Linked DNA regions of Homo sapiens: region 1 is linked to region 2. Evidence: chromatin loops called from intact Hi-C (ENCODE). Cell type or tissue: CD14-positive monocyte. All regions are shown on one strand. Each heading gives the region's core, and the rest is flanking DNA. Links, peaks and the distances in the headings are about the cores only. Region 1 overlaps LYPLAL1-DT (LYPLAL1 divergent transcript). Region 2 overlaps LYPLAL1-DT (LYPLAL1 divergent transcript).

Region 1 (5,393 bases), core at 180-5,179, 56 kb after region 2:
AAGCACAGGTGTAAATTGCTGAATACCATTCAGGTGGCTAAAAAAAGCCATCACTGGTTGATGGGCAGATGTAAATTCAGGTGTCTACCTAAAAGCAGACTTAACCAAAGCTCATGCATGTATTCAATCTCAATTGCTACCACTAATATGTGTCAGATACTAGATCAGATGTTGATGTTCTCAGTGTCTCTGTCTGATTCCATAACAATCATCAATTCTTTTTTCTTTGATTCACCTTGTTTTATACACTCATTATTAATTAATTCAACTTTTACTACGTACCTATTGGGTAGCATCAGCTAATGTGCTTAGTGGGAGGATACAATGATAGTTAAAATAGAATCTCTGGTCTGCAGTTCCTCCTATCTTACTTAGGAATCATTGGCATGGTGCCCCTCACAATATTTTATATCCTTTCTTTATGGTAACTCAGGTGTTTTTGTTCATATAGGCCTACAAAAAGAAACTTCCTGGAGTCCCAAATCTCTGGTCATCAGGAAAGCCCTTTAATACTAAACTATAGCCAATACTTCCGTGGCTTACCAGTTTGAGTTTCCATGTCTCTGACTTTTTTATGGAATTCTACACTTAAAAAAAAATGCATTGGGGCAGGAAAGGGGATAGAGGGTATATGTAATATATATGTGTTAGTATTTGTCCCAAATAAGTTTCTAGCTGAATCAGTTTGAGAAGTTTTGAGAATCTGGCAAATGAGGTACTAATGTCTAATTTGTAAATTGTTGTGAAGATTAAATGAAATAATATGTAAAGTGTGCTTATATGAAATAGACATTAAAATTGCAGTAGAGGAGAGAGAGAAGGAGAGCAGAAGAATTTGACATGGGAATTTTTTTTTAGCAGTAAAAGTACTGTAATAATATAGTAACTTCCATGACTAATGCAGAACCAGGATGAGGACTTTCTTAAAGAAACAGTGGTTTTTGTTATTGTTTTTGTTGCTTTGTTTGTTGATGGTGGAGATCTTCTTAGTGAAGTACGAGAATCTATTCTGGATTTTTAAGTTCTTTAATTATATTCCTGCGTGGCTTTCCACGCTTTCTTAGCCTACATCAGAGGCCCCATATTACTGGGAAATTGCTCTGTGCTCATTGCCCTCCCAACTGCCTCATAGGAAGATAGTATTTTCTTTCTGCATCTGATTGCATTTTCTTTTATTTAAAAATATCTCTGAAGTAAGAGATAAGCCCATATCTTTTTGTTTAATTAAAAAAGATTGAGAGAGCCATTGGTGACAGCTAGATTGAGAAGATGCAAGATTTTTGGGTTTCAGAAGCCCAATCTTACATTACGTAAAGAGTTTTTGAGGCCAACAAACCACAATGAAAAGGGCAGGAAACATAAATATATTTTATCCAACTTTTAGGAAACTATACATAAGATGACCAGATACGAGTTCAGTATGAATCCAGCTCAGAATATGATAGGAATAATTAGAGGACTGACTTTGAAAGAAAGAAAAAAGCATTTTAATTTGGTTTTCTGAGGGCTTCTGGGAAGCCTACTGTAGGAAGATGAAATAGATTTAAGAAAGGGCTCAAGATTCAGCAATTGAAAATGTTTCAAGTTAAAACCAACTAGAACAAGGAAATTATAGGCCACTACACTAAAGTGGGAAAGAGACATAAAACTTTTATATGCAGAAATCCTCAAAAAATATAAAGAAATCTAGTAATGTGAACTTGGAGGTGCCATATGTAAAAATAACTAGAAGCAAGATAAGGGATTTTAGCTTTAGCGATGGGTGAAAGAAATGAGTGCCAAACCACAGGAAAAGTATTTTAGCTGAAAAAATAGGCTCTTGAAATATATTATCAGAATAAAGGAGCAAATGAAAAAGCTGTTCTTCTATCAAAATCAGAATTTGAAGATGGGAAGAAGAATTGACATGAGTAATAGACCCAGTGATTGTTACTTCCTGAAGAAGCAATGCCAAGAGAAAGGCAGCTGGCTAGCACTGGGAACCCACTTCCTGGAATAACTGGGAAAAGGCTTGAGAGTAGGATGATAGAAATTAAAACATCAATGGAAAGGCAGGCAAATGATAAGGGAAAATATACACCAGGTCTTAATAACATATCATTATTATTACACAATCTATAGCACACTATTTGACTACATCAAAATCTCTTGCTGTAAAGGGATCATATAAAAAGATCAATAAAACAACACTTTTAAACACTAAAGCAAACATATTCCACATGTTTTAGAAGAAATGAAGAAAAAATTAGTTAAGATGTAAGCTTATTTAGGTCTCTTCTGCCTGGTTGGATTAGTAAAAATTCAAAACAGAGGTAAACGTTATTTTTCTAAAGTAAGGTTGAGAATTTAAATTCAGAGGAGGGCAAGCAGTATGTATTGAAGATCTGGCAGTCTTCTGGTTAATTTTTTTAATGTGGATAGCTTTAAAGTATTTTTTTAACTTTTACTATTAGAATTAACTTTCTATAATATTAACTGTGTTTTGTCAAGTGCCCTCGTTGTGCTATATAAATACAGCATGGAGAAATACGAGTATACAACTTAAGATTTTTCAGCAATATTTATACCAATACATTTTTTGATAAACATAGACTATAGAATTATATATATGTAAATCTATAGATAGATGAGAAAATACAAATCTTCTTTACAGATATTAACTCATTTACATATATTAATATAAGTGGGTCCTTTACATATATTAACTCATTTATTCCTTTAAAAAAGCCTGTAAGGTAAATTAAATTATCGTCCTCATTATGTAAGGTGAGAATACAAAGACCTCAAGATTTGAGGAACTTGCCCAAGATCTCAGAGCCAGTTCCTTTTATCTGAGTCTAAGTTTTCTAGTGCCCATGCATGGGCTTTTTACCACTGTGTTATGCAACCATCACAAAAACAGGGAGGTAGATGTATACTTTTGAAATTATTGTTAAAAGTATAAAAAACACATATTGAGAACAGGGCAGGATGTACTTAATTCTGAGCAGTTGGAGGGAAGGTTAGGAACTTCTTATATGAAAGTTAAGAATTTGCTGAGATGGTAAGGTGGAAAAGGACATTCTTGCAGAGAGGTGTGAGAGATCATGCATTTGAGGAAGAGAGTGATGACAAATAAATGCTGCTGACAACACGAAGCAGAAGTATGTACAGTCACTAACTCTCATTAATTTATTTTCACTTCACTGCAGAGGAAGTAAATATTCATTTGCTAAATTCATCCTCCTTAATCTGAAGCCAAAAATATATTCCCCTCAAGTGAAGTAGACTTCCATATTAACTTTAAGAGATAATAACTAAGCAATTGATTGGTGTGCTGAAAGTAGATTAAATTTCATTAGGATAGCTAAAGTGACTGCCTCATCATTTCAAATTCCAAGTATTGTGATTCTACCAAAAAGCAAAATAGATGAAATGTTTCATGTAATTGATTGGTCAATCTAAACTATATAGATACTACTCCAAAAAACTATTTTTTCTCTTTTACATTCTATCTGTAGAATAAGTCTTCAAGATACTCTATCTTCCTAATAACAGAGCTCTCTTTATTACCATTAACATGTCTGTTTTTGCAATCTCGGTTTTTAAATTATTTGAGCGATTTTTGAAATACCACAATCTGGTCTATTTTTTTCCTGGAATCTTTATTTTATAAGAATCCAGCCAGGTGCAGTGGCTCAATCAGTAATCCCAGCACTTTGGGAGGCTGAGGCAGACAGACCACTTGAACCCAGGAGTTCAAGACCAGCCTGAGCAGCATGGCAAAACCCCATCTCTACAAAAACAAAACAAAACAAACAAACCAAAAAATTAGCCAGGCACGTCACCTGTAGTCCCAGCTACTCAGGAGGCTGAGGTGGAAGGATTACCTGACTCCAGAGGCTGAATCTGCAGTGAGCTGAGATCATGCCACTGTACTCCCTCCTGGGCTACAGAGTGAGACTCTGTCTCAAAAAAAAAAAAAAAGAAAGAAAGAAAGAAAAAAACAAAATATAGACAAATATAGAAAATAATATGATGAAATGGCCATATATTAAGACAGATTAGGCTATGAAAAATTTTTAGTTCTATCAGTTTCTCTCATACTTAAAATCATTGAAGTCTTTTTTAAAATTTTTGAAATGCTGAATCATATTCTCAATGAAATAGGTTTCTTGAGCTGCTTTGGAATTGCCTCTAAGAAAAAGTTAATCTTTAATCTCTTGGTGCATAATCTGTGTCCCAAGTTAACTAAATTAGACAATTGATTTTGAGGTTCACCAAATTTCATTTCTACTTCTCACTACTACCCCAATATTCTACCCCTACTTCACTCTTATTTGAATTCCTTGCATTTTTCCTGGAATAAAACTGTACCTTAATTTTGAAGCCATTCTTGTGACTCTGGTGTCTTCATTTAGTTCCTGCTATTGTTTCCACTACTTCCCAGCCTCCTATCCCCATTAAGAACCAAAGCTCTTTGAAGATTCAGCTCCTGTACTTACACTCACTGATGAGATCTCAGGTACTGATGCCAGACAAGCCAGAATCTGAGTTAGTCACGGTCTTTAGAGAGCCCTCAGTTCCTGATACACAGATAATTCGCCACAAATGCCTCTAAACACCTCCACAGGGGCACCAAATGATCTACTTTATAGTTGCCCACATACTGATAATAATAATAATAAACACACTGTCTGATTTCTCCACAGACTGGGAGCTCCAAGGCTCCGATCCTCCACTCATCAGAGCTGCTCATAGTACTGCAGTTGCTTTCTACCCTCCTACCACCCTTACACTTCAAGTTAACAGCTCCAACAATGAGGTTTCCATGACATAATCATCTCTCCAATAGGACTGGACTCAATCAGAACATATATTTCAAGGACCATAACTGCCTAGATGCCAACTAATGGCAGTGTCTTAGTTAGCTTGGATTGGTATAACAAAATACTGTAAACTGAGTGTCTCATAAACAACATAAATTTATTTTTCATAGTTCTAAAGGCTCAGAAAGTCTAAGATCAAGGCACTGGAAGATTTGGTGTCTGGTGAAGGCCTGCTTCCTGGTTCATAGACAGCTTGTTCTTGCTATGTTCTTACATGGCAGGAAGAGAGAGAAAAAGGTCTCTGGGGTCCCTTTTATAAAGGACATTAATATTAATAAGTGTTCCACCCTAATGACCTGAGTACCTCTCAAAGAGCCTACCTCTTAATACCATTACAATGGGGGTTAGGATTTCAACATATTAACTTTGTGATGGGGGCACAAACATTCAATCCACTGTATTCCACCTTAGCCCTCCAAAATTCATATCCTTCTTACATGCAATATACATTTATTCCATTCCAAGAGCCCCAAAGATCTTAACTCATTTCAGCATCAACTCTAGTCTAAAGTCCAAATTAGCATC
Region 2 (5,393 bases), core at 244-5,243:
TGCTAATTTCCATGACTCTTTTACTCACCTGGAAAACAACAGTATCACTATCAGAATTGTTCAACTGGTATGTGACAGCTAAAATTAACACTTCTTCCTTAACTCTGTTTTATTTTGCTCCTCTCAAAAAGCAAACTCCTGTTCCCAGAGATAGTTTAATTTCATTTTTGTACCTGGATACTATTTGTGAGACCCTAATTACTTACCTTTTTTGGCAGACTTTGAATGGCTATGGCACAGGAAATCATCACAATCAGCAAGAAGAGAGATGAATGCAACAGTCAGTGCTTATCTAGGTCACTTCTCCCCAAAATGTCCTCACAGCTCTATTTCACTTAAGTTTGGATGTACCATTTAAGACATCAAAGCATTCTGCAAGTGGGGAAAAAAAAAAACAAGAAATACCTTAAAATGCCAGCTATGTGTGATTTAAAACAAAAAATATTTAAGATGAGGTTAAAAGTTATAAACATTTATGTACGTTATTAGTTCTACATCAACAAAAGAGCACAGTTTCTCTACTGCAAATTAATAGATTATAAAATCAATAGGTTTTTCATGAAAGTAATTAAGAAAAATGGGGGTAGAAACAAATTCAGTCTTTTAAGAATGTTTTGCCTTTAAAACAACTTTCTCTAAAATCACCTAAAATGAAATATAAGTTAACTCTGATTCTATGAGTTCAGTGGAGTTAAATTTAACTTGAAAACATCTTTCATTTCTATAGCTACTTTATTATATTTATACAAGACTGCAAAAAGTTAATTAGGTGATTTAAGTGAATCAACTGTCACATATATTATGAGCTCTGCATGTGTGTATTATGAAGCAATACTGACTATGAGTTCAGCCTTTTACCAACTTATTTAGCCAAGGTTGCTAGAAGTTACTTAATGAGCATGAACACACAAACTTTCAATAAACCTACAAGAAGAAAAGTGGCCCATGACCTAAAAGAACCCCTCTGTTATGCCAGGGGGATGACAAAGTATGTTAAGTCACCAGCCCCTCTGTGTTATGGTGGTTCATGTTGCCAAGGCACGTGTGGCAAATTTGCAGAGTTGGGGCAGTGAATAAGAGAAGGTCAGTTTCTAAAAATTCATCTCACAGAGTATATGAAGTAAAAAGCCTAGGAGAAGTACTTTTCTCAATTAAAACTTAAGAATATATGAATATTTGTGGCTTCTAGAGTTTGACCTCTCAGTACCTAAGCTATTCCTGATTTATACTTGGCAATCTGTATTTATTCTTCAGTTCATAGAATATTAGGGTCAGAAAGAAAGGTTTAAAATCACCCATTGAATATCTGGAAGGCTTAAAGAGTAGCAGTTCAAGAATCAGGCAGAGCTGGCTTGAATTCTGGTTTCACACTTTACAGGCTGTGTGGTATTGAATAAAGTGCTTCAAATATTGAATCCCCAGTTTTCCTATCTGTTAAATGAGGATAATAAATAACACTTCCTGAGGAGAGAAACAGAAGATTAAATAAAATAAAGCAAAAAGTAATATGCTGTAATTCCCTCAGAAGCATTGTGTTTCACAGTTGTCAGAATTCTGAGTTCTAAGCAACAGAAACTGACTTTGGTTACATTAATCAGAAAAGGAATGTATTGGCAAGATATCAATAACTTAGAGAATTAATCAACAGTTGAGAATTAGACTCTGGCAGAAAAATAAGGAAAGCAGGTTATGAGCCTGAAGTCTGCTTAGGACATAGGAATTGATACTGCTGCTACTGGATTCTTGCTGCCACACCAGTAGTCTCTCAAACCTTCCACATTGGCTGGGAAAAATCTCTAACCCTCATTATTCAAAGCTACAGGCAAGAGAATCTTACTAGATAAACTTGAGACATGTATCTGTATGCTATTGTCCAGAGGATAAATAAGAACCCTTGTGCTACATATTGAAAGAGAGGGTCTGTCTCTCACCTTATGATTCCTCCACATAGGAATAGAATGGGATATTAAGCATATCACTAGGCTTTAAAGCAAATCTCAATAAATTTCAAAGACTTAGTGTCAAACATAATACATTCTCTGACCACAATTTCAATTCTGTTAAATTAGAGCTCAGTAAATAAAGGATAAATTTTAACCTCCCTAATATTTCTATAAAGTGTAAAAAATAAATTTGAATGTAACTGAGTCAAAAAGAAACTATAGGGGAAGACACAGAGCAGGTTGGCCTAATAGAACTCTCCAACAATAGTCCCCCTACAGGAACACTAAATCGAACAACTATCCACACAAGAAAGCACTTTTATGAGAACCAAAAATCAAGTGAGTGATCACAGTACCAGGTTCTAACATCATATCAAAGAAAGAGGCATTGAAGAGGTTAGGAAAGATAGTCTTGAATTGCTGATGCTGCGGAGAGGATCTGTGTTCTTGTGGGGGAGAGAGTGCAGTGATGTGGGACTTTGCATTGGAACTCAGTGCAGCCCAGCCACAGTAGAAAACAAGATAAGGCAGAACTCAGCCAGTGCCCATGGAGGGAGTCCTTATATCCGTCCCAGCAAGAGAGGAATTGCCCTTCCCAGTGGTTGGAACTAGAGTTCTGGCTAGCCCCACTACCATGGGCCAAAGCACTCTGGGATACTACATAAACCTCAAAGGCAGTCTAGGCGACAAGGACTGCAATTCCTGGGCAAGTCTTGGTGCGTGCTGGGCTAGAAGGCAGTAGACTTGGGTTGACCTAATGAGACACCAGCCAGGTGGACAAGGGAGTGCTTGCATCACCCCTCCCCCAACCCAGGCAGTGCAGCTCAGTAACCTGGGGGAGACTCCTTCCTTCCGCTGGCAGTAACTAGGCAGTGGTCACCATGGGTCTTGAGCAAGACCCAGTGCTGTGCTATCTTTGGGTGTGACTCAGCACAGTCTCAGTGTGGTAGTCACAGTGGAGCTTGCATCACCCCTCCACAAGAGGAGTACAAGCAAGTGCAGACTGCAAATATTACAATAAATATCTAACTATTCAATGCCCAGACACTCACAAACATCCAAAAGCATCAGGACCATTCAGGAAATCATGACCTCACTAAACAAACTGAAAAAGTCACCACTGATCAATCCAAGAGTGACAGAAAATTCAAAATAGAAATTTTGAGGAAGCTCAATGAAATTTAAGATAACACAGAGAAGGAATTCAGAATCCTATCAGATAAATTTAACGAAGATACTGAAATAATTTTTGAAACATGTAGAAATTCTGAGCTGAAAAATTGAATTGACATACAGAAGAATGCATCAGAGTCTCCCAACAGCAGAACTGATCAAGCAGAAGAAAGAATCAGGCTATTTGAAAATACACAGTCAAAAGAAACAAAAGAATAGAAAAGAATGAAGCTTGCCTATAAGTTCTAGAAAATATCTCAAAAGGGCAAATTAAGATTTACTGGCCTTAAAGAGGAGGTACAGAGATCAAGGTATAAATTTTATTCAAAGAGATAATAACAGATAACTTTTCAAACCTAGAGAAATATATCAAAATTCAAGTATAGATGGGTTGTAGAACATCAAGTAGATTTCATCCAAATAAAACTACCTCAAGACATTTAATAATCAAACTTCCAAAGGTCAAGGATAAAGAAAGGATTCTAAAAGCAGCAAGAGAAAAGACACAAATAACATACCTTACAATCTAGGAGAGAGTGGCATTACATATTTAAAGTGCTGAAGGAAAAAAGACTTTTATCCTAGAAGAGTACACCCAGTGAAAATACCCATTAAACATGAAGAAGAAATAGGCTTTCCCAGACAAACAAAAGCTGAGGGATTTCATCAACACCAGAACTGCCCTACAAGAAATGCTAAAGGGAGCTGTTCAATCTAAAATGAAAGGACACTAATGAGCAATAGGAAGTCATCTGAAGGTACAAAACTCACTGGTAATAGTAAGTACACAAACAAACACACAATATTATAACACTGTAATTGTGGTACGTGAACTATTGATATCTTGAATACGAAGACTAAAAGATAAACCTATCAAAAATAATAACTACAACTTTTAAGACATAGTATAATAAAACGTAGATGGAAGCAACAAAAAGTTAGAAAGCAGGGGGATTAAGTTAAAGTGTAGAGCTTTTATTAGTTTTCTCTTTCGTTGTTGTGAGTTTGGATTGTTTTGTATCCAGTGCTAAGTTGTGATCAGTTTAAAATAATGAGTTCTAAGATGTTATTTCCAAACCTCATGGTCACCTCAAATCATAAAACCTACAACAGATACACAAAAAACTGAAAATCAGTAAATTAAAACAACCCACCAAAAAAAATTAACTTCCCAAAAAGGAATACAGGGAAGAAGGAAGGAAGAAAGAGAAGAGCACACATAAAACACCCAGAAAACAAATAACAAAATGGCAGTAGTAAGTCCTTACTTACTAATAATAACATTGAATGTAAATGGACTAAACTCTCCAATCACAAGACATAGAGAGCCTGAACAATAACAATAATAAAAAAACAAGCTCTAACAATCTGGTAACTATAAGAAACACGCTTCACTTATAAAGACTAACTTAGACTTAAAATATAGGAACTGAAAAATATTGCATGAAAATGGAAACAAAAAAAGCAGAAGTAGCTATATTTACATCAGACAAAATAGATTTCAAAACAAAAACTATAAACAGAGACAAAGAAGGTCATTATATAATGATAAAGAAGTCAACTTAGCAAGAGGGTGTAACACTTGTAAATATATATACATTCAACACTGGAACACTCAAACATATTAAGTAAATATTATTAGAGCTAAAGAGAGAGATAGACCCTAATACAATATTAGCTGGAGACTTCAACACCCCACTTTCAGCATTGGACAGAACCACTACACAGAAAACCACCACCAACAACAACATTGGACTTAATCTACATTATATACCAAATGGACCTAATATATATTTACACAATCTTTCATTTAAGAGCTGCAGAATACACGTTCTTCTCCTCAAGGCATGGCTCATTCTTAAGGATAGATCACATGTTAGAACAAAAAACAAGTCTTAAAAAATTAAAAAATTGAAAAAATATCAAGTGTCTCATCTTTCCAGTTTTATTCTCAATGGAATAAAACTAGAAATAAATAATTAGAAAAATATCAGAAACTATACAAACACATGGAAAATAAACAATATGCTCTAGAGTGACCAGTGGGTCAATGAAGAAATTAAGAATAAAATTTAAAAATTCCTTGAAACAAACAAAAATGGAAACACAATATATCAAAACCTATGGAATGCAGCAAAAGCAATACTAAGAAGAAAGCTTATAGCAATAAGCACTCCACATCAAAAAAGCAGATAATCCTCAAATTAACAACCTAATGATGCATCTTAAAGAACTAGAAAACAAAGAGCAAACCAAAGCCAATATTAGTAGGAGAAA

What was found. A loop is a pair of places that touch in the nucleus more often than their neighbours do. Peaks named below come from ENCODE experiments on the same cell type or tissue, not always from the same donor. Only the 100,000 strongest peaks of a DNase experiment are listed, where the experiment ranks them.
Region 1: a loop joins it to region 2, with 2.1 times the contacts of the local background. A loop is called at or near these places in 3 of 110 quality-filtered maps.

Annotation. Positions count from the first base shown.
Region 1 is chr1:219,142,000-219,147,392 of GRCh38, forward strand. All of the region lies in intron 3 of LYPLAL1-DT (LYPLAL1 divergent transcript), which reads right to left. Among named protein-coding and RNA genes, the nearest start is that of LYPLAL1-DT, 29 kb to the right of the region's middle. In CD14-positive monocyte, for the core only: no CTCF peak of the experiment used is centred there; DNase peaks (open chromatin) are centred at 1,942, 2,842 and 3,112; H3K4me3 peaks cover 599 bases; H3K27ac peaks cover 1,994 bases.
Region 2 is chr1:219,086,289-219,091,681 of GRCh38, forward strand. It overlaps LYPLAL1-DT (LYPLAL1 divergent transcript), which reads right to left. Exons shown (of 5, transcript NR_038845.1): 4 at 207-372. Among named protein-coding and RNA genes, the nearest start is that of LYPLAL1-DT, 85 kb to the right of the region's middle. RefSeq lists an enhancer at 2,934-2,983. In CD14-positive monocyte, for the core only: no CTCF peak of the experiment used is centred there; DNase peaks (open chromatin) are centred at 2,843 and 4,523; H3K4me3 peaks cover 2,503 bases; H3K27ac peaks cover 4,649 bases.